Regions from separate parts of the Mus musculus genome. Here regions 2, 3 and 4 are each linked to region 1. A link is a loop called in an ENCODE intact Hi-C map of the cell type or tissue named here. Cell type or tissue: heart. All regions are shown on one strand.

The links. Hi-C counts contacts between places; a loop is a spot of excess contacts. Peaks named below come from ENCODE experiments on the same cell type or tissue, not always from the same donor. Only the 100,000 strongest peaks of a DNase experiment are listed, where the experiment ranks them.
Region 2: it touches region 1 in a loop (6-fold over the local background); 39 of 42 quality-filtered maps call a loop at or near these places.
Region 3: it touches region 1 in a loop (6-fold over the local background); 37 of 42 quality-filtered maps call a loop at or near these places.
Region 4: a loop joins it to region 1, with 3 times the contacts of the local background. A loop is called at or near these places in 7 of 42 quality-filtered maps.

The regions. Positions count from the first base shown.
Region 1 is chr5:129,582,598-129,590,597 of GRCm38, reverse strand. Mmp17 (matrix metallopeptidase 17) reads right to left here and starts at 6,429. Exons shown (of 10, transcript NM_011846.5): 1 at 6,150-6,429. The coding sequence starts at 6,305. In heart, CTCF peaks have their summits at 4,380 (motif pointing right), 5,817 and 6,674; DNase peaks (open chromatin) are centred at 4,377, 5,197, 5,717, 6,467 and 1 weaker place; H3K4me3 peaks cover 3,429 bases; H3K27ac peaks cover 1,299 bases; H3K27me3 peaks cover 6,839 bases.
Region 2 is chr5:129,058,548-129,066,547 of GRCm38, reverse strand. It overlaps Gm38615 (a long non-coding RNA gene), which reads right to left and starts at 2,970. Exons shown (of 3, transcript XR_868544.1): 1 at 2,064-2,970. In heart, CTCF peaks have their summits at 2,885, 3,094 (motif pointing left), 4,784 (motif pointing left) and 7,265 (motif pointing left); DNase peaks (open chromatin) are centred at 387, 1,097 and 2,997; H3K4me3 peaks cover 592 bases; H3K27me3 peaks cover 1,503 bases.
Region 3 is chr5:129,175,011-129,183,010 of GRCm38, reverse strand. It overlaps Adgrd1 (adhesion G protein-coupled receptor D1), which reads right to left. Exons shown (of 25, transcript NM_001347486.1): 16 at 4,859-4,962; 17 at 3,731-3,842; 18 at 3,315-3,468. Among named protein-coding and RNA genes, the nearest start is that of Gm46923, 62 kb to the right of the region's middle. In heart, a CTCF peak has its summit at 4,956 (motif pointing left); a DNase peak (open chromatin) is centred at 4,940; H3K27me3 peaks cover 4,031 bases.
Region 4 is chr5:129,327,652-129,335,651 of GRCm38, reverse strand. No RefSeq gene overlaps it. Among named protein-coding and RNA genes, the nearest start is that of Gm34145, 24 kb to the right of the region's middle. In heart, a CTCF peak has its summit at 4,220; no DNase peak of the experiment used is centred here; H3K27me3 peaks cover 977 bases.

The DNA.
Region 1 (8,000 bases):
AGCTGTATTCAGATTCTTGTCCTTCTAACCAGTGTCAGAAGCAGCAGCAGCTCCTGATGTGTGTGTGTACATATGTATCACATGTATATGAAGTTTGTGGTAATCACTAATATATAAATGAGAACAATAGGTGCTATAGTCCATGGGTAGTGCCACCTTTGGCCACCCACTTCCTACCTACTATCCTCTTCCCCATCAAGCCCCCCAGACCCTTGTAAGGGCAACACCAGTGGGAGCCCCAGTTACAGGGGAGGAAACCGAGGCCCGGACGAGCCGGGTAACCTGTCCACAGTTACACAGCACATGGGATACTCGACTCGTTTATTTATTAATGTGTAGGCATGTGTACGAAAGCCAGGGGACAACAAGCCAGGTGTTACCCTCAGGAGCACTGTTCAGCTCCTTAGAGACAGGGTCCCCCACTGGCCTGGAGTTCACTGAAGAGGCAAGAAAGTCTGGCCAGAAAGCTCCAGGGGACCCCCCCCCCAGTTCTGCCTCCCCAGTGCCAGAAATACAAGTATGTTCTACCATGCCAAGCTTATATTTATATATAATAAATATATATTTCTTGTGGTACTTGTACCTGAGTGCAGGTGACCAAGCAGACCAGAGGCATCTGGTCCCCTGGAGCTAGAGTGACAGGCAATTGTGAGTCACCTGTTGTAGGAATTGGGAATCAAATGTGGGTCTTAGGTCCATGCTCTTAACGGCCGGGCCATCTCGCTAGGCCCATGACCAGCTTTGTAAACACAAGTTCTGGGGGTTGAACTCGGGTCCTCATGCTTGCACGGCAAGCACTTTACCGGGTGAACCCCTCTGCAGCCCCTGCATGACCCTTTTATGAAGATAGATCCTAATAGGTAGCCGGAGTGATCCCATGCCTGGGTATTCCTGGCTGTGGCAAGGGCTGTCTGTGGAGTGCTAGGCAGACCAGGGCAGGTCTGTCTAGAGAGGAGGGGAGGATGGAGGAAGGCCATGCGCACAGTGTGGCAGGCTGCTTTGGTTCTGGTGACAACTGCTCCAGTGACCCTGAGCTAAGGCCCACTGAATGCTTCCTATCGCAAAAGCACCCCACAAGCCCCAGGATGTGTGGAGGATGGTGAGCTCTGGTTTTTGTTTGGTTTTGTTCTCTGTGGTCTCCTTTGAGCAGAGCCGGCACTGGGTAAGTCTGCCCAATGAAATGGGAGCTGCCGTAACCCCATTTTACAATCGAGGGGAGAGAAGCATAGAGAGGTGAGGGAGGGCACGGACCCAGTCACACAGCCTGAGAGTGCAGAACTGGGGCTGGAGCCGGCTGGCTTCTGAGCTTATCCTGTAGCCACTGACAGGGAAGGGAGAGATGTGACAGAGGGGACAGTTAGACGGACACCCAGGAAGTTGTTCTGGGTAGACACGGGATTGTCTAGGTGAGGAGCCCTGGGAAGAACATTCATCCTGGGAGGAGTGGGTGTGAGCCTTTGATGCAGGAAGTAGCTAAGCATCAGAGTCTAGAAAGGACATGCACACCAGTGAGTGAAGGGTCTGGAGATGAGCCCAGAGTGAGACGTGGAGCTATGAGGGGATGTCAGGCTGTGTGAAGACCACACATCCATGCCATCGTTTCTGCAAGCCAGGTGCCCAGCAATGCTTGAGCTGTTTCTCCTCCATGTGCCGGCACTGGCCTGTACGCAGACCCAGGGCCAAGTGTTAATAAATCCTCCATGTTTACAGTTAAGAGCAAAGACGTCTAACGTACCCTAGACGGCCCCCAGCAGTGTCCTCACTGGAGAGTGCCCTGCAAGCCTCCTGAACTTCCCCAGCTTCTCCCCCTAAGCACAGCCTGCTCCTACAGGCCCATTTGAAAGGAGAGAAGACTGAAGGCCTGTGATCTGTTGGTTCACAGAGCAGGTTAAGCAGTAGTGTGGGACCCAGCCCAGGTCTAGGTAAAAGGGTCCCAACAGTAGCTATCCACAGGGTGGCCAGGTGTGGTGACACATACCTTTAAGCCCAGCATTCAGGAAGCAGAGGCAGGCAGACCTCTGTGAGCTCCGGGTTAGCCATGGCTATACAGGGAGACCCTGTCTCAAACCAAAGCAAAGTGCGAAGCCAGGACATTTTGTTTCCTAGTTTCTCTCTCTCTCTCTCTCTCTCTCTCTCTCTCTCTCTCTCTCTCTCTGTGTGTGTGTGTGTGTGTGTGTGTGTGTGTGTGTGTGTGTGTTAGACAGAACTCAGGGCACTTCCCATGCTAGACCAATGAGCTCTGCAGTGGTTTGGATGAAAGTGGCCACCCCACCCCAGGTTCTTCTGTATGAACACGCCGTCTCCAGTCGGTACTGCTGTTTGGGGAGGATTAGGAGGTGTGTCCCTGGGGACCTGGCTTGAGGTGTCAAACCATTCCCAGTGTGCTTGCTTCCTGCCACCTGAGACATGAGTTCTCGGCTGTTCTGGCAGCTAGTTCTTCAACCTTGCTAACGTGACCTCTACCCCTCTGGGGCTGTGTCAATAAACACTTCCATTTTGAAGTTACCTTGGTCGAAGCAATTAAAAAAAAAAACAAAAAAACCTAGGCCAGTGGTTCTCAACCTTCTTGATGCTGTGACCCTTTCATACATACAGTTCCTTATGTGGTGGAGAATGCCCCCAACCATAAAATTATTCTCATTGTTACTTCATAGCTGGAATCTTGCTACTACTATGAGTCACAACGTAAATACCTGATATGCAGGATAGCTGATACATGACCCATGTGAAAGGGTCATTCGACCCCCAAAGGGGTCTCCACCCACAGGTTGAGAACCACGGAACTAAGACCAACTAAAACTAACACCCAGACTCATCTTCTTTCTATTTTCCTGAAACAGTGTCTCGCTAGGTAGCTCTGGCTGGCTTGGAACTCCCTATAAAGACCAGGTCTTGAACTCTTAAGATCCACCTCTGCCTCCTGTGAGCTGGGATTATAGGATTAAGGGTACATACACCACCACGCCCAGAATTGGTCCTTTTAAAGAAGTCATCTCATGTTGCTCGGGCTAGCCTTGAACTCTATGTAGCCAAAGATGACCTTAAATACCGTATCCTCTTTCCTCTGCTTCCCAGTGCTGCGGTCACAGGTACGTGCCACCATGCCAGGTTTATTTGGTGGGGCTAGGGCTGGCAGCCAGTGCTCTGTGCTGAAATATGCCTCTAAGCCTTCTTTCCACTTTTAAAGAGAGTCACCCCATAACCCACGCTGGCCTTAATACCATCCTCCTGCCTCAGTTTCTGGGCACCCATAATGAGTGCCTGTATCAGCAGGTCTGGCTCAATCTCTGTTTAATCTCCTGGCTATCTTGGTTTGTATTCACAGTGAACTGTAGTTCCTAGAATGAAGCCATGGGGAGAAGAGGGAATTCCTGCATGGTCCAGAAAAGATGCTGAGAGCTGAGGGAGTTTAAGGTCTGCACAGGTAGGTGGCTCAGGCTTCAAGAGGGGGTCACACGGGCAAACCCAGCACTCTGTGTCCCTGCTTTCACCTGTCACCACTGGTCCCACCCTCAGGGTCTTTGTTTATTCCCCCAGTAACTAGCCTTCAGTTGTAGGCATATTTGCAATGAAGATCTGAACCTGCCCTGCTGTGTGGTGCCGACAGTGGGAGAAACTTTGCCACAGGAGGAGACTTCTGGGTAGAAACTTGCTGGGCTCATTCGAGTAGCATGAAGGGGGCTCTCAGGCAGAACCCCAGGAACCGTGGGCCATCAGAAGCTACGACTGCTTGGTGCTTCTGAGACACGGCAACACGGCATCCACTACGGAGCTAGGCCGGGCTGAGTGGTATGACATTTGTAAATGAAATATGAGGGGCTGACGGGCGGCAGAACCTGCAGAGCCAGGCAGCGGATGAAACATTTTCCAAGACAGGTGGCGAATGAAACCTGCAGAGTGTGCCACCCAGGGCCTGATCTGGCTGTGTCTGAACTGTCCACTTCCCCCTGGCTATCCAGCTGGACGCTTGGAAAGGCCTCCGGGACGCCACTCTCCAGAACCTTCCCTGGGGTTGCACACTTGGCTCTGTGCAACCACTTAAGAAACGGAGTGACAAAGCCAGGCCCCACTGAGCTGTGAGGAAACCACATCCTGCGGGTCCTTTCAGGGGGCCTGGGGGCCTCTTCCCGGCTTTATTCACAGGCGCTCGCCCCTCCCTGCCCAGCCGTGGATTTAGCGGTGTCTGGCAGCGGCTGATCACAAACACAAAGGCGTCCTTCTCCTCCGAGGCATCCAGACCTGAATGCGCTCAACAGCCCGCAGAGGGCGGTCTGAGGGGCATCAGAAAGCTCCCACCCAAAGCCCGCCCATCGTTTGCAGCTCAGTGAGTGCCCCTGCGCCCCAAGCTCTTAGGTGCCATTCCCTAGAGGGCCACCAGAGGGCGCCCCCACCGCCACCAAAGGAGAGGCGGGCAGGACCCGGTTCCCACACCCGGGAGGGTATTGTCCTGGGCAGGAGGCTGCCTGCGGCACCCTCCCGCCTTACCCAGGATTGGACGACAGGGTTTTGCTGCCTCTGGCAAGCCTGGAGTCACATACCCTGGTTAGTGAGATCTTCAGGGTGCTGGTGGGTTGGTGACCCTGGAGTGCTCAGGAACTCAGTAGGGGAGGGGAAAAGTCGGATGAAGCCCACAGGTGCCAGGGGGAGGAGCCAACCCCACCTCAACCACCGAGGTCCGCTGCTGCAAACTTCCTAAGTACACTGGGCCTGATTAAGAACTTGGATGGGCAGGGGCTCCCTCGCCCTGACTCCTCCCTCGCTCTGTCTCCTGTCCCCTAACCAGTCCCGTTAGAGATACACTGAAAGCTTGAAGGAAGACGGTGTGTGTGTGGGGGGGGGGGGGGGGGAGGGTGCGTCTGGACTCTGTTGTCACCCACCAGAACTGGGTCTGGATGTCCTAATGCTCATGGCATCGGGGAGCCAGCTATGAAAGCCTAGGATCAGGAACGTGAGGAACCCCTATTTTAGAGGCCACTGGAGTGGGAAGAAGCCACCTCAGGGGACCCTCAGACATCTGCAAGTGGGCAGAGAAAGCATGGGTCGCTGCCACCTCAGATGCCTGGGGGGTGGCAGAGTCTGCCCCTCTCAGATCCAGGGGCAAATGTTGCCAAACTGGAGGTTGCTCCCGCCCCAGTGTCTCCTCCAGCAGGAAATCTCCATGACACCTTGCCTAGACCTGAGGTGTAGGAGTCCTCGTTGCCAACCGCCCGTGGAAAGCGGACTCTGCCAGGACCCCATTAGGATATTGGCTGGCTTGTGCCAATCAGGAAGCCGCGCCTGGCCGGGTCTCCAGATCTAAGGAACCCAGGCCGGGGCCTCCTCCTCCTCCTCGAAAGCGGGCTCTAGTCACCGCGCGCGCCTTTGCAGAGGGCTTCGCGGGCCTGCGGAGCCATAAAGTCTGATCGAAACCTTCCGGGTCTCCTGCGGGTTTCCAAACCCGACTTCAGTCAGGAGGGTGGGCAAGAGGTGGGAAGAAGCCGGTACCCGGGTCCCCAAGCTGGAGTGCCTAGCTAAGCTCTGGCAGTGGGAGTTGGCGGGATGGGGACGGCAGCGGGCTTGACACAGCAGAGGTTGTCACCCGCACCGGCGGGACAAGGCCGATCGCTCCGGTGGAGGAGGGAGACGGGGTCGCGGCACGCTCGCCGTGCGGGAGGCTCTTCTAACATCGTCAGCGGGGCAAACTCGGGAACCCCAGGTTTTCCGGACGCCCACAGGCGCGTCCCCGGCCTGGGGTGCGCGCCCCTGACCTCCCACTCCGGCCGCGAAGCTCGCGGGGCGCACCGCTCCGGGCGTCTGTGACACCGGTCACCCCGCCAGAGGTCTCTGTGGAGCTGCTTTTAACCAGAGACCAGGCTCCGGCTGGGCGACCACCTCCCCGGGGCGCCCGCGGCTGCGGCGCACGACTGCACGGAGCGGGAAAGGGACCGGCATCCTCCTAGACCTGCAAGCGTGAGCCTCGAGCAGCCCGAGCCCCAGCCTCAGTTTCTCTGTCTTAAAAATGGGTTCCCCCCCACACCCCCGCCTCACCGGGATTCGCGCACCTCTCCGAAAGGAGCAAGGGCGAGTCTCCCTTCTCCCTTGCACCTCGTGAGCGCCTGGGGACTCGGCTCCCGAGTGCCCAGGGTCCCGTGCCCCTGTCGTTCACTCACCACCCCGAGGCTGAGGTCCTCCGCGCGGGGCGCGGGCGCTGCGCAGCCCCCATGGGCCGCCAGCGCCAGTACAAGCAGCAGTGGTGGCAGCCCCGGCCCGGGGCGTGGAGGGCCAGGTCCCCGGGGGGACCCAGGTCCCCGCGGGCGGCGTCCCATCCCGCTCTCCCAGGTCGGGTGGCGAGGGTCCCCGCACCCGCCAGCAGCCAGCTCCGCGCCTCGCTCGGCTCCGCGCCCGCACCGCTCCGCTCCGCGGGACTGAGCCGCGCGCCCGCCCGCCTCCGGGGCAGGGCCATGCTAATGTATGCTAATAAACATCGCCCCGCCCACTCCCTTAAAGGGGCCCCCGCGCGGGCGGGACCCGGTAATGGCACAGAAGCTTTGCCCACCCCGAAGGCTGGAGCACTGCTGCAGACAGGGAGCCGGCGGATCGGGCTGCGAGTGTCCTAGAGTTCTCTGCCGTCCTCTGGACGCGCCCCCTGGTCGCCTGCTAGAACCCTTGGTTTAGTTTCAGGTCACTTAGGACCTAAAGACCGCTGCAGCGCGCGTGATGGGCACACGGGGGAGCCCGCGGGCCACAGAGTCTTGGGGCGAGTGGGAGTAAGCACCCCGATTCTGAGAGATCGGAGGTGGGGGAGGGGATTAGTGTGATACAAGAGAGCGTAGGAGGGAGCGGGGGCATGGGGTGGGATGGGATGGGTGAGCGTGGGCGGGAGTAGGGGCTTAGGACGGGAGACTAGGCCGAGAGCACACCTGAGTCCTGTATGGAGCCTTGGGCACAGAGCACCTTTTCCCCTTAGTCCGCCAGGGAGCATCTAGCCTCTGCTGCTGAGGGTCTGCATCAGGTGTGAAAAAAGAGACTTTGTTTTGAGGGGCGGGGAGTGAACCCCCCATGCTTCCGGCGGGCTGGACCCGTTCTATCTCCGTGAGCCGGGAGGCTATGAATAGCAAACATTAGCTGGGATCTGGCACCCGCTCAGCACTTTACAGATGAAATTTTCTTTCTCGCAACCCGTAAGAAGTGGAAACCATAGTTCCCAATTTGTACACAAAGAAACTGAGGTCCAGAGAAAATAATACCTAAGTAGGAGACAATGTGGAGTGACAATGTGGAAACTGGCTGGGCCAAGGGACAGAGTTCAAAACCAGCGCCCTCCCACCCCAAGCCCCCGCCCCAGCGGCTGGGTCTCCAGCCCCTTCCCCGCGGGTTTCTCTAGTCCCTCGGTGTCGTTAGGATTACAGTCTATTTATTGTTTGCACGCGGACACTGAGGTTTAGATGATGCCTCTAAAGGAGAGGGTGGGTGACTCCCTGCTTTGAAGGCAAAGTTCCCTCCCTCAACTCCCAGCTGGTGTCTATCCATACCCTGTTGCTCTCGGGGGTCTGGGTGGTTTGGGGAGAAGATTAGATTCTGCACCAGCTTGAGATGGGTCCGTGGGTTGGGGGGTGGGAGGGCGGGGGTTAGGACCTTGACACGAGAAAGCCCTAGAGACAGAGAGTGCGCAGCCACAAGACAGTAGCATCTCCCGGGTGTTTAGCTATGTGGAACAAACTCCCTATCAACCCGTGGAACAGTACTGCCCACAGTTAGTTAAAAATGGGTCTTCCTATCTCAATTAACCTAATCTGGATAATCCCTTCGAGGCGTGTCCAGAGGCTAACCTAATCTAGATAATCTCTCACAGGTGTGCTGGGAGACTTGTTTCCTAGGAGATCCTACAGCCCGTCAGGTTTACAATATTAATGCATGACATTAGTTCATGCTGCATTAGAAGGAAGGTCGGTTCGGTCCCTAGGGAGAAGATCGATGCTCTCCTGTTAGACAAGAAGAGAGAAACGTATTGCATTCGTAGG
Region 2 (8,000 bases), 520 kb after region 1:
GCCCTTTCGTTGAAAAGGGCATAAAATTACACATGGCTCCTCCTCACGCTTGGCTTCTTGAGGTTTTGTCACTATGTTAGGCATGCTTAGAGACAAGAGATTGTTCTGAGCCAAATGGAGCAAAGCCTCATTTCCCACCCTTAGTGTCAAGCAGAAACCCTTGACATGGCCTCTTTAGCGTCTGCCCTCTGCCCTGGGACTGAGTCCCAAACAAGTAGCAGACAGTCCATCTTCACACAGAGCAGGATCTCCGTGGTCTAGCCTGTCCCTGCTCCTCAGTCGGCTCTGGCACCCAAGCCTGACCCCTCTCGATTCTGCAGACCCCCAACAGCCTTCTGGATGTTCCCTGGTGGCCTGAGCGAGCCAGGCTCCGTCTTCCACTCGAAGCCTAGAACCCTGAGTAATACAGCTGATATCAGGGCAAAAATATGTTTCCACATGCTTGAGTACTCTCCGCCAAGCCGGCCACCCCCACCTCCCCAGCTAGATCTGATGCAACAGCCAGGCAGCCACACCCTTGGCTTCAGCTCTGGGGACACGTCTCATGAACTTAAAATGCTCAAACCATTGGTCTGGGTCATCCTCTGGATCCTGAGAGCTGAGGGCAAACTCCGAGAGCAGCCTCGGGTCCCCAAGCTATGTGATAAAACATGACTCTTCCCAGAATCCGGGTGGGTGACTTTTAGCAAAGATTAAAGGGCGTGGCTTTGCTACCTCTCCTCGGCCCTGCTGTGATGCTGCCCAGTGTTTGGGATACACGTTATGTCTGCGGATCCCAGGGACTCCAGCTCCGCATAGTACGGAAGACAGGGACACCTTCTGTGAATTGTAACACACATACATACACACACACACACACACACACACACACACACACGCACACACACACTGAGAACTACGCTTATCTATCACTTGCAAGGATTCAAGAGTCCCCAAGCGCCCACAGCACTCCTCACTTGTGATTCAGAACAAGCTCCTCCCTCATGTGACTTAGCACTTAGCCTGATACTCTGCACCAAACCAGAAGAAATAAGAAAATGGGGACTAAGGTGGTTCCGGCGGCGGTAAAGTGCTTACTGCGCATGCGTGAGGTCCTGAGTTTGGCTCCTTTGGCAATGGTGTGTACATGGCTGATCGAGACATCCTAGCGCTGGTGGGGCAAAGGCAGGGGAAATCCCTGGAGCTTACTGATCCGTGGGGCCAACCAACCAGCACGTCCCAGGTTCAGCAAGAGAGCCCATCTCAAAAAGCAAAACAGACAACTTGGAGGCTCGCTCGTCTCAGTGGTGAAGAGGACACACAGCTCCTCCAGAAGCCCGGAGATTGAGTCCCAGCACCCATGTTAGGGGCACACAGCTGCCTGTAACTCCAGTTCCAAGAGGGTTTGACACCCTCTGGCCTCCGCAGGCACGCCTGCACTCATGTAAGCACACAAACCCACATACATGTCCGTAATTGAAAATAATAAAATAAGGGCCTGGAGAGATGGCTCCGCAGTTAAGAACACTGGCTGCTCTCCCAGAGGAACGGAGCTCAATTCCCAGCACCCACATGGCAGCTCACAGCTGTCTGTAACTCCAGCTCCAAGGGATCTGATGGCCTCAGGCAGGCAAAACATCAATACACATAGTTTTAAAAGTTTTCAAAATAAAATAAGGTAAAATAAAAGATTAAAGTCCTTTAAAAGTCATAGTAGTAATAATACTACTCTGGAGAGCAATTAAGAAAGACTCCCCACATTGACATCTGACCTACACACACACATACACACACACACACATACTCACACATATACACACACACATACACACACACACTCACACACACACACATACTCACACACACACACACTAAGGCAAGGAGAGAGTGTGTAATCAGTCATGTGAAGGAAGTATTTACAGGTCAGCACACAAGTCCCCAACATGTGTTCTAGTCACCTTCCATTCACCAACCACGTCATCCCACCGGGCCACGTCAGCACACCTGTGCTCAAAATGAAAAGAAAGTCAGGAAAAAAAAAAAAAAAAAAAGAATTGCAGTGTGTCAGCCCCAAAGAGCCTTACACATAGGCCACAGGGACAGCCACAAGCAGCTACTCTGGCAGGAACATCGATCAGGGACCTGTTGAAAGGGCTTGACATCCCGGCCGGCTGGCATTTCTGGTGGTTCCTGGGTTGCTCCTGGGAGCTGAAGTCCGTGACAGGAGAGAGAAGTGTGGCCTCCATTGGTCCCTGTAGTTGCTGCACAGGGCCATGTAGATGTGTTTCCAGTTTCCAAGTGTGTGGCATTGTGCATACCGAGTCACCGGACCTCCGTGGACACCGGCTAGCGTTCAGTGCATCACAGGATGCTGGAGTCTCTGCTGGAGTCTTTTTTTTTTTTTTTCCACCATGTCTCCATCTAAACAAACGGGGGCGGGGGAGGGGTGGTGGGAGCTGTGAAGGAAGGAAAGAGCTTTTGCTCTGTCCTAATTCACACTTAATGATTGCAAACCAGACAGCTGGAGTAGCCTTTCCACACCTGAGAACGGCCTCCTGCCCACTCCGCCATGAGCCCTCTTCTCCAAATGCCAAGACGGTGGGAGATCCACAGAAGAATCTGCAGGCTGGTCATGCCTTCGAGGTAGGACCAACCCCCGCACACTGAATACGGCTGTCCACCTGTCCTCCAGACCACTCCACCAGCCTTCCTCGCAGATAATGCAGGGTTTAAGCACCTCTGCCATCTGGAAAACCTCCCGTGCATCTGCCAGGGCCCCTCAACAGTTCATGAGGGGGGTGGCTACCCGGAACTGCTATACAGAGGTCCCAAGAATGAGGCCGGGTGAGCATCTCTTAGGACCACACTGTCCTGGGAACTTGCCATCCAGAAAGAGTACCAGAGGGCAGTTGAGATAAAAAGACAATTGTGGAGTGCCTGTTGGGGTCCCGTGTTGTGGTTCCCACCCCCGCGAGTCCTGTCTCCCGACTCCAAACCCCACCCCCGTCACCCTTACCCCGTCAACGCCTCCTCCCCCATTCTAGAATTCTGTGACAGAACCTCTGATCCCTCTGCTCTGCTGCCCCCTGGTGGACATTCTCTGTAAATTCGCGCTTACTAGCTGGCTCCCCAGTACTCGCTGTTTTCTGTAGAACAGCCCGAGCAAGGGGGCACCCCATCTTCGCCCTTCCTCAGACTCACCTCCTTATTTTTCTCCTTCCTTAGCGATCCAGACATTCAGTCCTGCCGCCCTTATTTGCCGAAGGTCCCTCTCCCCACCAGCTGACATTCTTTCGGCAAGCTTCCTCCACCCAGAATTTCAATCCTAACTTCTAGAGCTGACTGGCATCCTGCCCTGTGCTGTGTTTCCTGTCCACACAGCGTTTAGCATCAGACTGGCAGGCTGTGTGATTACCTCGCAAACTACAGTGACAGACTGTGACAACAAGGGGACGTGCTATTTTCTTAATCTCCTACCCTCAGCCAATAGTTGAGGTCACCTAGTGGGTGAAGGAGTTTATGACTTAGAGAAATATGTAAGCTACCATCCTGGGGACACTTGGTTTCCTTGGGCTAATGATGGAGAGAAAAGGCCAAAGGGAGAGCAGAGTTTATAGTGGCCATCCCTCAGAGGCCGCTATTTGGGACACATCATGTGCAGAGCCTTTGTTACAATCATATGACCCAAGAACTACAGAGCCAGTATCAATCGTGTGCTGGCAATACACTCTCAGACTCACCCAGATCCACCAAGTCACATCATAACTGCTCTGTGACAAGATCTCAGAGACTCGAGCACACATGCATCAACGTTTGGAAGGCCACTACGGCTCACCTGCCAATAGCCTGTATAAACAAAGCAAGCAGCATCCACGGCTGTGCCTTGGTCTTAGGCCACCATCTTGTCCTCCAAAGACCCAGTAAGTATCCCTAAGATTTTAGAACACCCCACCCCCACCCCCCTAGAGTAAACTCGTTTAACCAGGCTCTGACGTTCAGAAGCCACCTTGGCCAGACGACTTCCCAGCTTGCCTGGTGTGTCTGCTGCTTGGCATCATCTGAGCTGCTGTAGTGGATGTGAGGCTTGGGTACCACTGCAAAGCCATCCTCCTCCAGTTGAGCCTCACTAGCCCTTTTCCTAGTGGGGCCTCTGTAGAATCCATTTGCCAAAGCTTAGGATATCATTTCAGGACATAGCTTGGAATAGGCATTCCAGAGTTCCCAACAGTGTGGATGGTAAGTGAATGGCTTGGTCTAATGTGACCCAGCCCACATAATGTCATTTTAGCTTCATCCTCGATAGCTGGTACCTACATATCTGGGGCTTTGGATGCCTCTCTTTTAGGTAGAAATCCATGAAGTCACATCGCAAATGTGTCTCCAGTTTTTCCTTCCCTCAGTGGCACCAAGAGATACCTCAGACCTCTTTTCCTGGAGTAAAATGCTCCAAAGAATGTGAGGACTTAAATAACAGTAACTCTATAATACCTGGAAAGATTGAACCTGTCTCTGGCCCAGCATCCAGCCCTGTCCAAGCCGAGGCCAGTGGAGCAGCCTTCCTTCATGACGATTCTCAAGCCTGGGTGCGTGGCGGGCATTGTTAACGAGCAGCTGTCTGAGACCCTTCCATTCTTTGTGGTGCGGGGTCTCCAAATTTTTATACATATTTATTTGCATTATGTATAAAAATACATGAATGTGTGATCTATTTATGAAATGGATATGGACAAACACATGCGGACCTTTGGAACAAATCCCTTGTAGGCTTGTGGCCACAATACGGAGCATGGGTGCCCCCAAGTGGCTCATAGGGGAAATGTTTGGAGGTGCTGCTATCCCAATGCCAGCGGTCCCAATGCTTAGGGAACACTAGGGACCTCCAGGTGAAAAGAAAATGACAAATGGGCCGTTTCCCTGCGTTCTAACGGGACAGGGCATGTCTGTGCTTACGAGAAGGCACGGCTCACCTCGTCGAGGACCAGGACTCTGCTTTGTTGGTCTGTCATCACTAAGCGACTGGGAAGGAAGTAGATGCCTAGGGAGGCTGTGGTGTGGGTCAGATGGATAGAAGCACAATATCAAACTGAGGGTGAGGGCTTGGAACCAACCGAAAGATTTCTGTGGGCACACAGAGCTTCAGTCTCCTCCTGTGAGTGTGTATAGCGTCAGTCTGCTCCTCTGTCCACATCTGTGTCTTCATCTTCTTTTTCTCTCCATCCATCTCTACGTCTCTATCATCCTGTCTCTATCTCTCTCAGATGATGACTGAATCAAGGAATGGTGAACAACAGTCGTGCTCTCCCCAGACAGAGGTGCCTGTCATCAGCACCGGCCACACAAAGCAAGTCTGTGGAATGCCAGGCTGTGACAGTTGGGAAAGAGCCCAGTGGGTTTGAGAGCAAGTGCTCACGGATGGCATGCTTAGGGAGCCTGAAATGGGAGGTCTTCCTGATTATCATGGCTGTGGTATAACCATCAGACATGTAAACGGGGCATCCAAGGTCTGAGGGAGGAGGGAGAGAGGAGGCGAGATGGAGGAGGAGAGGAGGGGGGCAGACTGATGTAGGAGAGTCTCACCTTAGGCAGGATCATGGTGCCTCCCACAGCTGGAAAAGACGGGAAGAACTCTCCCAGAAGATTCTGGAAGTCAGCCCTGGAAACACCCTGACTTTTCCATTCTGGCTTCTAGAACCACAAGAGAATAAATTTAAATCATAAAAAGGGAGGAAAAAGTGGATTAGAGCAGAAGGGATGAGCTAAAAGGAGAAAGACCTCAGACTTCAGGAAGCTGGACAGGGCAAGGAGGACCATGGGAATATATGGCTGTTTGGGCTATGGGCATCGAGTACCATCCTCAAGGGGTTTTAAATGAATAACTTGGGCTTTTAGGTGATCATCTGCCAAGCCTTGTTTTCTGCACCTAGGCAACACTGGTGATGACAGATAGAGCCATATTCCACACAGCATCAGAAGCAAGTCCTCTGGAGATGCCGCCTGCTGCCCTGTTGCCAAATTTTGAAAGGAAAGACACATCTCTGTGGGTTTCACACCTGAACTCGTGGTAAGGTTGCCTGTCCTATAACTGGACAGAACAGGCATCTTGACACATCCCTGGGGAACCCCTTAGTGAGGGACCCCTTAAGTGGGGTCTGTGAGTCTCCATGTTTTGGTGACTTGAATCAGACTATTGCTTCAGGTATCCCACTCTGCTCGGCTTAGAAAGTCCAAAAAGAGACCCCAAGACTTGATAACAGTAACTTTCCAGAATAAAACAAGCCTGTGAGGAAACAGAGACTGTAGCGGGCCATGAATAGCACAGCTGGTGTGGGGACCATCTGATCCAGAGTCAGCACTTGACCTGTAAGCCCACTTGTGGCTGTGTATAGAAAAGAAGTAAAGGTGTGCAAAGCACGCCACATACAAAGGCTGCTTGACAATAGCCAATGAGTAGATACCAAATGCTCAGCAGCGATAAGCGAATATGCAAATGTGGTCCACGCTCAGCTACAAAGAGAAACGCTACAACGTGGGTTGCTCTTCAAACACGATGTGTGAGAAGCTAGGCAGAAGGCCACATTTAAATGAGCTGTCCAGAAGAATCCATGCAAACAGAAAACAGATCCATGCTTGGTGTCCTGGCTTGCTTTTCAATTTTTGAGATGTGCAGCGTGACCAAAACAAACTTGGGAAAGAACCGGTTTATTTGGCTTATGGTCCCAGATCATACCCCATCATGGAGGGAAGTCAGGGCAGGGACTCAAGCAGGAGCTAAGACAGAAACTAGAAGAAAATTGCCTACTAGCTTGTTCTGCCTACTTTCTTATACAGCCCAGAATCATCTAGGCCTAGGGCTGGTGCCGCCCACAGTGGGCTGGACAGATTTAAAAAAAAAAAAAATGCTGGTAGATATGCCCCCAGGTCAATCTGATGAAAGCAATTCCTCAATTGAGGTTTCTTTTTCCCAGGTGACTAGTGTTAAGTTGACACAGCTGGAAGGCAGAGTGGGAGCAGCTGGTAACAGAGGTATGGGTTTCTGCTTAGGGTTGTATGTGTTAAAGGATTGCTGGTGCCTATGGTGCTATTGGGGGGGGGGGGGGAGTAGTGGAAACTTTATGAAGCCTGGTAGGAGGAAGTTAGGCCATTGGAAGTGTGCCCTTGAAGGAGATAGCAGGACTTTCTGCTTCCTGACTCTGCTTCTCTGATGCATGAGGTGACTCACAACCATCTGTAACTCCAGCTCCAGAGGATACAATGCCCTCTGCTGGCCTCTGCTGGCCTCTGCTGGCCTCTGCTGGCCTCTGCAGACACTGCCTCTTCTACTGGCTCTCTCCAAGATACTCTGCGGGCCACAGACCTGCAAAATCAGTCCCAAGCAACTGAACCGAAACCATGAACTGAAGCAAACCTTTCCCCTTTCTAAGCTGCTTCCCTCCGGGACTTTGTTACAGCAATGAACAGCCAACACAGGGTGATGAGGCTGAGGAAGGAGAAGAAGAAGAAGAAGAAGAAGAAGAAGAAGAAGAAGAAGAAGAAGAAGAAGAAGAAGAAGAAGAAGAAGAAGAAGAAGAAGAACAACAACAACAACAACAACAACAACAACAACAACATCATAATGATGGTGGCGGCTACCCTACATTGTGACCGCTCTAAGACCACCAAATTCCGTGTTGCAAGTGGTTAAGATGGGAATTTTATGTTATGTGTCCTTTACCATTAAAGGAAGGGCAGCCTCAGAGCTGAGGGGTGAGGGGTGGATTCCTAGGAAAGCTGCTGTCTCACCTGAAGTTTCTGGGCCTGTGTAAAAGAAAATGTTTGAGATGCTCCAAACACACTCCAGCCATCCCCATGGCCATGACCTTGCCCATCAGACTCCAGCCTCCCCCTGCCCCAGAGACTGCTGTGCAAATGGTACCAAGACAGTCAAGGCAGAGAGACATCACAGGGGACCCTTCTGCAAATGCTACATGACAGGCTTGTGCTGGGCTGGGCTGGATCACCAGGGTATAAATTTGTAGGCATCT
Region 3 (8,000 bases), 410 kb after region 1:
GTCTAGATCTTTCCTAACAGAAGTCAGTAGTCACAGGAAGGAGTCACCTCCTACCTGGGTCAGACTGAAGAAGCAGGTCACCCTTGGATCAGCCTACTGAGGGGCTGGAGAGCGGTGGACTCTAGCCTTGTCTATCACACATGCGCAAAAGCAGCAGTGTGAGTGCCCAGGCTGAGCGGGGAGACAACAGGAACCATGGGTACCAACTGCATGGCCTGCAGCTGTTGGAGGTAGCTGCCCACCCACATCCCCTGCTCTGTCTCTCCAGGGAATCCCTGGGAAAGTGTCAAGTGTCGACGCCTCCACTTCAGCCTCAAATAAATGGCATTTGCCAACTCAGAGCGCACACGGTAAACACAGTTAATCTGCTGTTTGCATAATGAGGGCTGAGAAAATTAAACCTATTTGAAGGAAGGCAGAAAAAAAAGCAGCAGGTCTTTGATGCTTAGCCCACGTTTTTTTTTTACAACTGCTGCGCCCATCCACAGCAGGACACTTGTAGGAAGTGGGCTCTGCTGTGCTGGCTGGGACTCCCTCGGATGAGCAAGAGTCAACATAGCTGACAAGCCAAGACCAGGCAGGACATTGCATCAGCCATGGCCCAGGGAGACTCTGCATGGTGGATAGTAAGGGTCCAACCTTTGAAACTTTCAGAGCCCCTGTAAACTTTTCTAAGTCGGAGCAGCTGATAGAGATAAATAAATTCAAGACCATCCAGGAAATCAGTGTAAGAATAGGGAGGCCTGGGGCACTTGAGTGGCTTCCCTACTTCCTGCCTGGTGACATGAGTATGGCTCTGCTTCCCCCCCACCCCCCAAGCTCCCCAGCCCAGGCCTGCAGGGTATTCCTTGGGGCAGAGCTAAAATCTCTAGCCCTCATCTCTTCATTAGAAAGCCCCATTCTAAAGAGGCTGTTGACACACACCTGTGCTGCCCTCCCCTCTAATCCCAGACCACACAGTGTGTTTATCAATACAAGTGCGACAGCCCTCTGTGCCCTACTGTAACTGACTCTCAGGGGCCACTGTCCCTTCCCAGAGCCCTCTGAAGAACAGCGTGACACCAGCTGGGTTCGAACTTCACCCTGTTCCTCCACTCTGATAGGAAATGCCAGCCCAGGGCCAGCTTCAAGCAGTCCAAGTAACAGAGTAGTGGACCAGTGAACAGGTAGCCACAGGAGGAGGCTCAGAGCCCCGAACTATATGATCCAAAAGGTCCTAAGTCACACAAGATCACAGAGTGACAACATATCTGAGAGACTGCCTGGGAGGGACCAGTGCCATTAAAGACACTGATAGAAGTAACTATCAGCAGAACGCATCAGGTAGCAGATGCGTTTCTCTCTCTCTCTCTCTCTCTCTCTCTCTCTCTCTCTCTCTCTCTCTCTCTCTCAAAGAAGAAACGTGGGTCAAATGAGCACTCTGGAACCAAGAAGTATAATCATTGAAATGAAAACTTCACTAGAGGAGCTGGCAGGGGCCAGGCAGCCGGAGGAAGAGTCAGGACCATGCAGACTATGCTACATGGAGATCAGAGGAAACAGGAGCCAACAGGGTTCCCAGAGAAACTCAGACACCATGGCACTTCTGGTGGGCACTGCAGGCTGCCAGAGAGGAGAGCAGAGCAAAGCAGGTGTCTGAAGACACCACGGCTGCTTCAACAGTTGATAAGGACCAGGAGGAATGCCAGGAAGCTGGGAAGGGAGGCAGCCTGGTCATGACTGAGTGCAAAGGCTGAAAGGGAGAGGAAACGCTGGGTGAGATGGGAGAAAAGCAGCCCTCCGGCTCCAGGACCTGAGAGAATGAAGAGCAGAACTTCAGGGCCAACCGTGGAGACAGAGGCAATGAGGGAACACAAGGTGTCCCTAGGAAAAGCAACCGAGTCCAGCACAGCCACCTTGTAAAATGAAGGCAAGATGGACGTTGTGAGATAAACAGCCGACAGAGCTGCTTCGCCAGATACAGAAAGAAAAGAGAATGCTCAGCTCAGGGAAGAGAGCTAGGGGCACGCACAGCAATGACAGGCACATCAGTGCAGGCACAAAGACACATGTACACACACATACAGAAAGACAGACTCGCGAACACAGAGACACACCCACGTGCGCGCACCCAGATTCGTGGACACACATAGAAACACAGACCTACACACAATGACACCAATAGCTTATGAAATTATAAGCAACGGTGGAGTTGGGTGCCCTCCTCTTTTCTTTTCTCTCAATTGAGTTAAAAAGCAATAATATCAAATGACATTTATAGAGCTGCATTATTAGGTCCATAACAAATAGAAATGTAATAAGCTTCCAAGGTACACGGGAGGGAGAGAGGGAAACGCAGTGTGGGAGCGTGGTGACAAGACCAGATGGCAATTCAGACTGCAGGGACATCTGCAGAGGACCAGAAGACCAGACATGGTACGTCCGATGGATAACAAGACACACCCTGCAGAGACACACCCTCGGTCTCCTCTCTTGGCTTCTGTTAGAGAGGGGAGGTTGATAAAGAGATACCATAACCCTTGGCCCCCCATGCAGTTGTGATATGTGTAGCAATAACCACAGAAAAAAGGGGATAAAGTAATAGAAACACTTAACAGCAACGCTTCCCCGTCTCACTGTAATTTAGTGAGAACATAAAATAGATTTTAATATGCTGAAATGCATACAGTATGTGCGGGGGTAACCGCTAAAGAAAACGACCCAGGAAATACAAGGTGAGCTCATTAAGAGTATTAAAGCGCCACACAGGAAAATACCCACTTAAGTCAAAGGAAGGCAGAGAGGGAGCAGAAACAGGAACGGGCCAAGTGACGTCAACATCTCACTTCAAAAAAAAAATGAGCAGAGCAAACAGAGGAAAGACCTAGGTCAGAATGGAGAACTCGAATGTCACCTTGAACTAGCTAAGCCTGACAGGGTTTGAACACGCTGTCCAACAGCAAAACACAGACTCTTTCCAAGACAATGGTATATTGATACACCATGAGTCACGCTGACCAATCCCATCTCCAGCAATGTCCCTCCACACCTGATCCCCCCCCCATCCCATACCATCTCCACCTAAACCCAACCCATCTCTAGCTAAACCCACCCCATCTCCATCTAAACCCATCCCGTCTCTACCAAACCCTGCCCCACAGTCACCTGCTCTGCCTCTCTGCCACCAGAACCCATTCCATTCCATCTGCCCCATCCCTACCCGGCCCACCTCATCCCTCCCAACCTATATTAATAGGTCCCACCCCTGCCATCTGCCCCACCCCTGCCACACACCCCAGCCTATCCTTGCCCTCTGCCCCTCCCCTACTACATACCCCAGCCTATCCCATAGTAGTAGAGGTGCTTGCTGTCCTCTGAGCCGAAGACCTTTATCACCATGCTGTAGAGATGTAGTCCCTCCACCAGCATCCAAGCAAAGGCGGTCAGGAAGAAGTAATGTAGGAGGACAGCCAGCACCTGGCACGGGACCTGGTAGCCAAGCAAAGGTGCAGGGTGAGACCACGGGGTACATGGGGGGGCCGTGCTGAGGCTTTGCTTACTCTTATTTATTCCCAGGACCTCATTTTATTCCTGGGGAGGCAAGGCTCAGTTTCTCAGGCCAGAGTTCTACAGCCCGTGTTGCTGCCACTCCCCACATGCCCACTGCTACTCCCCAGCCATGCCCACTGCCACTGCCACTGCCGTGACTCAAGAAGAGACAGCTGCCGGCCGAGGGTCAGCACCCACTCACCGTGCCAGGCTCCATGCTGAAGCTGATCAGCAGCAAGACCTGGGCTACCAGGACAGCGAAGGACAGGTTGGCGTGGATGTGGTAACGCTGGTTCCGAATGGTGCTGACAGAACTGAAGACAGAGAGGCGGGTGTAAGTCCCGGAGCTCAGCCTCGACATCCTACCCCCACTCGGGTCCCCTCTCTACTTCTCTTTGAGAAACCATGAGTATCTTCATAGCTCCTACCCCTGCCCATGCCATAGCTCCCTGCTTGGACCCTGGTTGTTCTGGGCTAGCCTCCTACTTCCTTTCATAGTTCCAGCCACTCTGCACAGCCTGAGCCCTTCCCGGAAGTTCAGTGGCTCCTCTAACCTCCCTGGGCCCTCTTCTGTTTCACCCTTTCCACTGTGAGGGATGGGGTGGGGGAGATGGAGGGAACTAATTGAAATTCTAAATTAGAACCTGCAGAAAATACACCCCATGACGTCATGGGCATCATCGAAATTGAGGGCAGCAGGAAGGGAGGGCGCCTCTTGGATACAGGAGGGTGGCTACAGGACCCGCCATTCTTTTATGGTCATTCCTGGCAGGGCTCTTCCTGGAGGCCTGGATGACTACCAATAGGGAGGGCTTTCTGGCCTCCCACCCTAAGATGCTCACCTCTGCACTGTCTCCTTGTGCGTGGCAGACTGCTCGAGAAGGCATTTATTTATTCTTTGGCTTTCTTGGTTATTGATGGGCCCCATCCAAAGGCATTTATGCATAACTTGGCCTCAAAACCAAGCACCATTGCTTGCTGATGAGGGTGCAGTCAAGGATGTATGTGCTAGCTCTCGCCTGGCTCAGATCCCACCGGAACTCAAGTGCCAAGGTGGGACTTTCCAGACCTTTCTGACATGTCTAAAACCTGCTGACCCTACCCTACAGGCCCTGCTATTTCCATTTTTTCTGCACCTCAGATATGAAAGTGAAAGTCACCGGAGAACAGTCACATAGTCACATCTGTACCCCTACTAGCTAGGACGCATGCCCCCGCCCCCCCAAAGGGTCTTCAGAGCCAGACAGAGGAATGGCCAGAGTGACAGGAAACACTTATATTTCCAGTAACTTTCTAGACTTCCTGGGGACACAAGGAGAGGGTGACTCACGACAGTACTGCGAAGGTGACCAGGGTGGCAGCCAGGCAGAGAACTGACAGAGAGCAGCCAACGTAACTGATGGACGACAGCGCCACCTGGTGTCCATGTGTGAGCTGCGGGAACAGAAGGAGATGTGGGAGGCTGGCCTTCCATCCATCCCATCCCCTGGCTGGGATGGTGCCAAAGTGGTTACACCCACAGTGCTGACCTTGTAATGCCAACCTCCAAGACTTGCCTCACAGAAAGAGGGCTACACCACACTGGAATTCAGGGTTGGCATTTCCCGTGCTCTGGGTTGCTCCGTTGTATCCGCTGTGTTCCCCACTTAAGCTACCTGGCCTGTATTACCACCATACTCCCAGCCATGTCTGAATGGGTGATCTAGGATGATCAGAGATATGTGCCTCCTCTGGCTATGAAATTCAGAGAGCAACAGTGAGGGGCTTGAGGTGGGTACCAGTGGATGCACAGACATAAGGCTAGGAAAACTACACACAGCATGCTGGGTGAGAGGATCACTTCCAGGTCTCTTGTCCTCAGTATCACTAACCCCCAAATTGACAGTCACTATATACTTGCCTTCACTGGCAGGCACACACCAGCCCTTGGGACCATCTCTTAAGTGGGCACCTATGTGGTCACCTGGACTGACATCTGTTGTGACAGACCATCTTCCATGCAATACAAGACATATGTAACAGACTATGCATCCCACTGGAGCCCAGCAGCCTGGGCTTGATGTTCTCATCCATGCCTCAGCATCTGGTACCTGGCCCTGTTCTGTTAAGGCTGGGTTTTTGGCTCTACCGGATGGTGTCCCAGCTCTGACGGAGGCTGAGCTTCCCCCTCATGCACTCTCTGGCCCTGGACAGAGCCTAGATACAGCCAGGCCTTGAGAGCCACCATGGTTCGCTGGGCGGCTCGAGGTTGGCGAGTATCCCTCATCTCAATCATTTGCTGACCACAGGCAGGAGCCTTACTGGGGCTGAGCCCAGGCTGTCAGCATTCTGTGTCCTATGGAAATGGATACACAATGCAGGTACAGGTGGGCATGAACATCCCAGCTACTGTGGAAGGATGGAGATGCCATGACCCCCTCACGGAGTTAATTAGACATCGAGACTAGGCCTTCTGCAGCTCAGGTCACCCCATGGGAGAGTCCGATAAGGAATCTGGGCCTCAGATACTTCCTACCAGGACCCAGGAGTCTCTCTGTCTCCCATCAGCCACCTGGCTTACCAGGGAAATGAGGTGCACAAGTCCTTCACAATGAATAAAATTCAGGACTTTTTCATCAAAAGCCAGGAGACTCCTCAAGGTTGATAGATTGACTAAGCTGCCAATCACAACAAGGAGCTACCTTCCTGGCTAAAGGACAGAGTCTAGTCCCTGGAGTCCTGGTGGGAACTGCCACCACATCAGGATGCAGCCACTCTCCTGAGAGATACCTGTAGCCCACAGAGACAAAAAATAGGCTCTTTCCCCATTATCTGTACTGGCTGTCAGGAACTAAGATTAACCTATGATACAAAGCCAGGCAAGGATGGAGGTAGGAAATCCAAGGACCAAAGACACAGGGCCAGGTGTGGTATAGATTCTCAGGACTGAGTCCTTCATGTCACACCAGATACCAGGAGATAAGGACCCCCTCCCTTTGCTGGCAGATCCTGACCCCAAAGTGCTGGGGGGCAGTGGTAACTGCTGGCAAAGTCCCCTTTATCCCCTAGCTCATCTCAGAGGCTTGAAAACAGCCAGATAGGCTTTGACATTGAACTTTTGTGGGTTTCAGGCCCAGCAGGGGGATTTAACTAACCTACAGCACTCAAAAGGAGAATTAAAGGGGTGTGTGGAATGGCTGGAGAGACAACTACCACTGAAGCAGGTCCCCACGGAGGTCAGAATCCTGAGGGGACACGTGAAAGGGGCTGGTCTGTATGCACCTAGTTGGAGCAATCTCCAAGATGCACCTACTCATTTGTAAGAAAGGAGCAATCTTCACCCTTTGTTCAGAGAACAAAGAGGTGCTTGCTGCAGGCTCAGAAGGCTTGTCGGTGGTGATGGAAACCACCAATGGAGAGGGAGGTGGCTCTGTGTGTGTGTGTGTGTGTGTGTGTGTGTGTGTGTGTGTGTGTGTGTGTGTGTATAATCTCTACAAAAATCCACAAAGAATTCCTCCACTATCTTATGCCTCTTCCATCTGGTTCTTGGACTCCTTTGGGGCTCCCTGCCCATAAGGAAACCAAAACTCAGACTATGGTACACTTCCACCTTCAAGCCTAGGCTGCCCATGCTGGCCAGTCCTTTGCTTCATTTTTTTGGGCACTGTCTCATCTAACCTGTCCCTGCACCTAGTCACCAAGCCTACCCCTTACCCCATGGAGCAAGACCCCCATTCTGAAGGCAGCCTCCTCCTCAAATAGGATCCCAGAGGAGACAGCTCCCCACCCCCAGCTTCAGAGCAGCTGATTCTTAATGAAGATTCTGGAATAAGACTGGTGGACCCCAGAGTAAGGACCTAGGGTGGGGCTCCCCAGACGTTACCTGGAAGCCTTTTATCTGCTCTGTCCCAGAGTCCCTCCTCTCTCCTCCCCTCCCTGACTTTCCTAGAAGCAGTTTACACTGTCCTTTCTGATGTGACTTCCTAGGCTCACATCCATGGCCCAAGTGGCCCAGGAGCCTCCCCAGAGCCTTAGGGAAAGATGTCTCATGGGAAGCAACCGACAAGAAGGCTGACACAGGGAGTGAATGAGACAATGGGAGACAGAAAGGGAGACAGGAATGAACACTTGAAGCGGGAGGCAACAGGGGAGAGAATAAGATAGGGATTAGGAAGATGAAGAGGAAAGAAAAGACTCTGCCCTGAGGTCTCTAGCAATGGCATCCAACATCTTCCTCAGCCATTCTCTCCTTTATTACTGAGGTAAGGTCTCTGGCTACAACCAGAGCCAATGGGGTTATCCTAGTTAGTCAGCTTGAACCAGGAATCCCCCAAGCCCATTCAGTTTTTCTGTGGGTGGCTAGGGACCCAGACTCTAGCCCCCACTTGCATGATAAATGCTTTATTAGCTGAGCCATCTCCGACGCTGATGTTTTAATGGAAGAGGTCCACACTTCCAGAGGGAGTGGCTAGGCCTGCTCCCCATCCTCCTGT
Region 4 (8,000 bases), 250 kb after region 1:
CATACTCACCATGGATGACAAAAGCTCCTCTTCTCTCGTCATCTCTCCCTCACCCTTCGAAGTCTCTTTCTCAAAACATCTTAGGATCTTTGTTATGATAAAACATGGAAGTTCTTGGAAGCAGAGCCTCTCTTTTCATGGATCTTTACAAAGCCAACTGCCTATCTGTGTCTGAGACTATCAAACAATTAATGACTTTAAAGTAAATGAATGGATGGATAGGTGGGGGGGGCAGATGAGTGTATGAGTGGTTAGATGATAGGTGTGGGGGTGGATGAGTGCTTGGCTGAAATAAAGATGGACAGGGATGATGGATGGGGATATGTATAAAGGCAGATTGGATGGGTGAATGAGCACGTTGATGGGTGGTGGGCTGATAGATGGATGGGTGCACTTGAGGAGAGACAGACAGTGATCAGTGGAGTCATGAATGTGTAGATAGATAGACAAATAGGTAAATGGATGAATGGCTAAGGGATGAATTGATATATGGGTCAGTGAATGTGTAAATGGACAGATAGATGAATGGGTGTGGGGATGGTGTATTGAGGTATGAATAGATGAATGGGTGTGGGAATGGTGTATTGATGTATGAGTGGGGAATGAATGGATGAATGGGCATGGGGATGGTATATTGATGTATGAGTGGGGGATGAATGGGTGTGGGAAATGGTATATTGATGTATGAGTGGGAGATGAATGGGTGTGGGAAATGGTATATTGATGTATGAGTGGGGGATGAATGGGTGTGGGAAATGGTATATTAAGGTATGAGTGGGGGATGGACGGATGAATGGGTGTGGGGATGATGTATTGATGTATGAGTGGGGAATGGATGGATGAATGGGTGTGGGGATGGTGTGTTGAGGTATGAGTGGGGGATGGACGGATGAATTAGTGAATAGGGGATGAAGAGATGAATGATGGGTAGATGATAATGGGTTATATAAATATATGTATATCTGTAAGCATGGATGGGTGGATAATTGAATAGCGAGATAGATGGATGAGGCATGGATGTATCCGAGGATGGATGGTAGACACACGGAGAGATGTTGGTAACCGCATCTGTGTCATCTGTGTTACCAGCAGCATCTGTGTTTTCTCCAAAAGAAGTTGGCCTGGGGCAGAGACTTCACAAAAGCAACGTCCATCCAACCTTCTCTGTGGCCCTGATTTGTGGGTTGATGCACACACACACACACACACACACACACACACACACAACTTGATATCAGTGACTCCTCCTTTGATCAAGTTATGAAGCTAAATATCTAGTGATCCCCTAGACTTCCCCTGGGATAATCACACAGGTGCTTCTGCGCACTCTCTTGAGCCAAGCTCCTTGAGGGCCCTTCTTCAAGTCCAGCTCCCATTCATTTTCATAAAGTGGGGGTGAGTCCAGCATCTGTAGCAGAGAACTATAGTCCAGGAAGAGGTGAGGTCCCCTGTGTGCTGTGAGGAAATAGATGTGGTTAGGAGTGGACACATGAGGTGACCCTCACCGTGGATCTGAGCGCAGGTGTCTCTTCAGCTCCCATGATGATCTCATCGCGGGGACATTTGGTGCAGACCTTTACAACGGTCTGCTGCCTTTCCAGGACAGACTGTTTTGTTCCTTTTCCCGTGAGTCCCTCAGCCGATCAGGCCGAGTCACCAGCATTAGGGTTTCTCTCTATCATTCACAGAGAGTCTCCATTCATCCATCATCCAGCTGAGACACTACCAGAGATGCTCAGGAATGCCCCCATGTATCCACTACATGCAATACAGAGTTTAGGATCATTATCCAGCAGCCGCAGCATCTCTTCGGCTCGTTGCAATAATTAAGTGGCCCAGGGGTTCAGACATCAGCAGCCCTGTATCCTAGTCATCACCTGGCTATGCCCATCATTCCCTTGGATAGGGAATTATCATTCTGTACATCTGATCAGCTGGATGGAGAGCGGGCAGTCCTGGTCCTCAGGGAGCAGGGTCAGTCAAGTGCTAAAGCCAAAGAACTAGAATTCCAGCCTGCTAGATAGGCACGGTTGGGGGCCAGACAGTAAGACCCAGGAGAGCTCAGCTGTCGAGTAAGAGCTGAGAACCAGGGAATCTTCACCAGGAACCAGGGAATCTTCAGCACGGTCAAGTTTGGGAGCAGCGATGGAGAGACTCTCCCTCCACTCTGGGCATCAAGCAGGATGGTTTGAACTCACCACAGAGCCAGAGCTGAACGTAGCTTAGATCTAGAGCTGCAGTGGCTAATCTTGACTGTCAGTTTCTTGTCACAGCTGGGAAGAGGAAGCCTCAGCTGAAGAATCGCCTCCTTCGGATTGGCCTGTGGGCATGGGGGGTGGGAGTAGGTGGCATTTTCTTTGATTGCTAATTGACTCAGGAGGGCCCCTACCACCACGACAGATACCATTCCTAGGCCTGTGGACCTGGGATGTAGAAGGTGTATATCTGATCTTGAGCCTGGGAACGAACCAGTGAGTAACATCCCAGCCAGAGTTCCAGACTTTGCTCAAGGATAGACTGTAACTTGCAAGATGACATAAACTCTTTCCTCCTCCAGTTGCTTTTGGTCCTGATACTTAGCATAGCAACAGAAAGCTTAACTAGGACCAGGTAAGAGACACCATCACTGGGCTCTCCTCAGAGCAAGGATGGGGAGGCCAGATACCTCAGGGGTCCTAAGCTGTCTTTGGCCTCTTGGGTGGTCCTTTCTGGAGAGCAAGGCTCACTGTATACTGGCTACAACCCCAGCAGAGGCTATCCCTCTGCTCACGAAGGTCACGGAGGGCTATCACTGGGCTGACCACTGGAAGTGGAGGCTGAAAGACTCTTGTCCACTGCACGGTGGGCTGGACTTTCCATTATGAACCTGGTGAGGGAGAGCCCTTGCACACAGCAACCTCAGTGAAGCAACTTTACCCTTTGATTTCTCCAAGAGAAATCTGGGGTCCATGGAAAGTCAGTCACCAGGGCTCAGGAATGCTAATGGGCTCTTGTCTTTGGTGGGTAGTGTCTATCCAGAACAAGGACTCCAGCCAGTGGCCCACCCTGCCTGGGCTTCATATTCCAGCGCCATGTGATGACTGGGTTAAAATGTAGAGAGACACTCTCACACAAGAGCATGAAACCATTTGCTTCAGATGGGTGCACAAGGAAGCCTTAAACAAACGTGTAATGAGCAGTCAAAACTCTGGGGAATGTGTATTGTTAACACGGATGCAGCCATAGCAAGACCCAATGCTTCGCTGGGACCCACGGGAATGGCAAAGCCTTCCTTATCTCTGCGCTGAGCCAGGCTCAGAAGGACATCAAAGCCTTCCTCTGGTCTGAGTATGAATGTTGACAGTGTGTGCAAGTTTACAAAGGAATGCTACAGAGGATCTGAGTTTGGTCCTAACAGCTCACAACCATTTTCAACTCCCTTCCCAAGGAGATCTGGTGCCCTCTGCTGGCCTCTGTGGCACCTGCACCTATGTGGTGCACATACAGACAAGCAGCCATACACACAAGTCAAACAATACAGGAACACAGGATGGTGATGGATCAGCCAAGTATGCTTGCTGGGGTGGCTAATCATGGCTGTCAACTTGACTGGATCTAGAGTCAGCTAAAAAGGAAGCTGCAGGGAATACCCACAAAGGTTCTTCCTCATTTATTTGAAGTGGAAAGATTCACTTTAACTGTGGGTGCCATCTTCTGGAGGCAGCCCAGAAAAAAAGGATAGGGAAGAAGGAAACGTTGCTTTTTTTTTTTTTGTCTGCTTGCCTTCACTCTTGCTGGCAGCTTCATCCATCCTGTTGCTGCTGTATTACTTTACTGATATTAAAACCAACTTCTTGAAGACCTAAAGAGCAGCAGCTTTCTAGGAATCCTCCATGTCTCCAGAGCCAGATGGAGACTGCTGAGATACCAGCTTCATGGACTAAATAATTGTTGTGTTCTCAGACTCTTTAATGTGAGGTAGTCATTATTGGAGTACCAGGACATATCCTGTAAGTCAATCTAATCTATCCCCCATACACACACACAGACACACACACAGACACACACAGACATACACACACAGACATACACACACACACACACACACACACACACACACACACACACTCACACTCATTCTATCTGTTCTAATCCCTTAGAGAGCCCTAATAAACTTGGGGTCTATCCTATACTACCCAGGCTGTGAACTCAGGCCCTCTCTTTTAGCCCCACCTGCTGTTCTTTGGTGGAAAGTGCATTCACTTTTGGTTCATTTGCCACACGCTGCCCTTCTGGGCTCTAAACAGACCACCCACTTCGGCATGACCGTCCTTTTGTTTGAATTCTCCCGTTTCCTCTCAGTCAGTGATTCGGCAACTCTGCTGCGAATCGAGATCACCTGGGAGTCTAACGAGTCCCCACCACAGGCCAATTAGCTGAGAATTTCTGGCAGAGGGAAGCAGACATCGTTCCAGGTCCCTGGGAGGTTCTGGTGTGCAGCAGGTTGTGAGAGCCAAATGCTCGCAGCAGCATGCCTTGGGCGTAATGAGCACAGCTTCTGGGGGGCTTGTTAAGATGCAGACTGTGATTTGGGAGGCAGGTGACAAGGATGCTCCAATCTTTAATGTTGGAGATGGAGATGCTGAGGCCTGAGACAGAGGACGCGACGTTCATTTGGGGATGATTTTAAGGGTAAGGGTCATGGAGATTGGGGATTAATATGCAAGAACTCCACGGTAGAGCATTTGCCTAGCATCCTCAAGGACCTAGGTTCAACCTTCATAGCAATGTTTAAAAAGAAAAGAAAAGAAAGAAACTTAAGAGCAAAAATCAATTTGGTTTTCAAGAGCAGCAACAAACCTGCTGCTGAAACCCGGTGTTTCCCTTGTGTACTGCAAGTCTACACTGCAAGGAAAAGTGGAGGGGATGCCTGGTCACTGTCACGGAAGAGCAGAGGGGATACAGGGAGCTGTCACCAACACACACAGACACCCGATACTGTGAGCCAGGGCTGAGACAGAGGTGCTGCCATGCCCACAGCACCCCACTCTCCCCAAGCCAAAAAGACAGGGGGCCCTTTCAGACTCCCCAGTGTCTTAGGATGCCAGCTGTGGGTTGGGGAAACAGCTGTGGAGAACAGAGACCAGGCATGACTGACTCCTCCTGAGATCGTCTTAGTTCCAGAGATAAGACCCTCAGCAGATGTGCAGCTCTGAGGACTCTCGACCATTAGAGCAACACTGAATGTGAACCTCCAGGATGTATCTCACTGGAAGATGGAGATATGCCCGGCCAGTGGCGACTTTGGAACAGATGGACCCTTTTCTGTAAAAGACAGGCAGGTAGCTTAGAAGGAAGAACTCTGCATGCCACCCGCATGGACAGCATCCATCCTGATCTCTCAGTTGGGTCACTCTGTCCCTAAGCAGGTCCTGCCACTCTCTGGGCCCCAGTTTCCCTAGCCACTACAGTCATCTTGAGAAAACTAACTTTCTGCTACTGGTGGTAAGGAGTGAGACGACTGGGAACTCATATTAGGGGGATGTGTGTGAGGGCTCTGGGAAGGTGATGCTGGGGCAGACGCCTGGGTGGACAGAAGACTAGATGTGGATGTGTAGATGATGGATGATGGGTAGGTGACCACATGGATAGTGGCTGGATGATGAGGGATGCTAGATGTTGAGTAGCAGATGGATGGATGGACAGGCGGATGGACAAATGAAAGGAGAGATGGATGGACGGACGGATGGATGGATGGATGGATGGATGGACAGACAAATGGATGGATGATAGGATGGTGGATGGATGGATAGATGGATGGAGGGACAGACAGATAGATGGAATGGATGGATGGGCAGATGGATGGGTGGATGGATGGACTGATGGATGGGTGGATGGACAGATGGATGGACAGATGGATGGACAGATGGATGGACAGACAGATGGATGGATAGGAGAGCTGAATGGATGAACAGGCAGATAGATGAAAGGAGAGATGGATGGATGGAAGGATGGATGAATGGACAGACAAATGGACGAATGGAAGGATGGTGAATGGATGGATAGATGGATGGAGGGAGGGACTGACAGACAGATGGGATGGATGGATGGACAGACAAATGGATGGACAGATGGATGGATGGAGGGAGAGATGTATGTATGTACATATGGGTGGATGGACAGATGGATAGATGTATGTATGTATGTATGTATGATGGAAGGAGAGATGGGTGGGTGGATGGATGGATGAATGGACAAACAGATGGATAGATGGGCAGATGAATGGGCAGACAGATGAATGGGTGGATAGATGGATGGATGGATGGGTGGATGGGTGGATGGACCAGAAGCCATTGTCCAACCTACTCCACTGTCAGGAATCCTCAGGTGGGAAGTCAGCTTGTCTCCGACGACTGAACACTCATCCACCTCTCTATAGTCCCAGGTCTCCCTGCATATGTTCTCATGTCCCAGCAACTCACAGGAAAGAAGTGCCCCATCCCCCAAAACACAGCTTGATGAGCCTCTGGGGGCCCCTCACTGTGCCCTTCCCCCAGCCTTGAGTTGGCTGAACAAACCTCCTCAGACCTGAGCCAGGAGTCAGACTTTGCTACATTTACATCTTCCTGCCAGAGGACTGAGAACTGCCCGCCTGCTGAGCTGCTGAAGGGCCTACTGTGCAACTCAGTCCAGCTGAGACTAGCAACAGGACCCAGCTGAAACGAAGGGATTTATATTCAGTGCCGTACATTAAAGATTGGCCCTTGATCAGAGAACTTTGTCTTGGCTCGTTATTTCTCTCGCTGCCTTTCCCATCCAACCCCATCTTTCCTTTCAGGAACCCAGTAACCTGTGCCCGCTGGCGGCTACACCTCACCTGGTAGACAGCATAACCCACTACACAACTGCTTCTTGTAACCACATTCCACGTTCACTTTCTGTGACGTGTGGCAGATACGGAAGCAGCATTGTGCCCTGTGCAATGGCTGCATTCTGCACAGGAGACTCTGATAGTGCCGGAGTGAGTGAGAGCCTACACACCAGATTCTGCCCTCTGCTGTAGGTGGGGAAACAGTGTCTGCCTTCACAGTTCAGGCCACAGCTGGGAACTGTCATTGTCACTATCACTGCCTTTGCCATTGTGGCCACTGTTGTCTCTGTTGCCATCATCACTACCACCATGATCACTACAATTATCCGCACTGTTACCATATTCTTCATTATCATCACCACCACCATCATCACCATCCCATCTCCTCCACCATCACTTCTTCCCTCACAGGACCATAAGCTCAATAGGAACAAAACTCTGTCCTCTCTTCCCCTTTGGCCTCTAGATCTGTGTCTGGCACAATGCACATGTATTTACTGGCTGTGCGTGGGAGCTAATGAGGATCTTGAAGAAAACCCTCAGTGTGCTTCTGTTGTGATGCCAACGTTACAGGGACACGCAGCTCCTGGCTGGAGTCTAGATGCCGCAGCAGCGCCACAGCCAGAGCTGCCTCTGCCCACTCTCCTGCCTGGCCTCCTCTCCTGGCACCCTTCCCTTCTCACGGGGGCTCTATGAGGCCTCATTGATTAAATGCCCAGGTCTACTACGTGATGGATTTAGCATCAATACTCCCTGCCCCAGGGGGCAGACCTGGGCAGGAAGCTCTCTAAATAAAGACATCTAATGATGTGTGTGCAGCCGGGGTGCTGGATGCCAGCGGGGAGCTGCCGCTCCCTTAGCCAGGACCAGAGGGGCTGAGCAGGAAGGCATGAGGTCTCCAGGGCACTGCATGACTGGCAAGGCGCTGAGCCTGCTGCAGGGCTGAGGCATGGGCACACATAGGTGACCCTAGTCTTGGGTACACACTCGTGACCCTCACTGTGGCCACACACGGGTGGCCCTCACTCTCCAGCCTTCCAGTTGTCCTGCTAGGATCTCAAGGACGATATGAGGTATCTTGGGGCAGCCATTGGGCCAAACCTGATACAGCAGGAGAATTTGTATTCTCCATCACTGCTGGGTATAAATG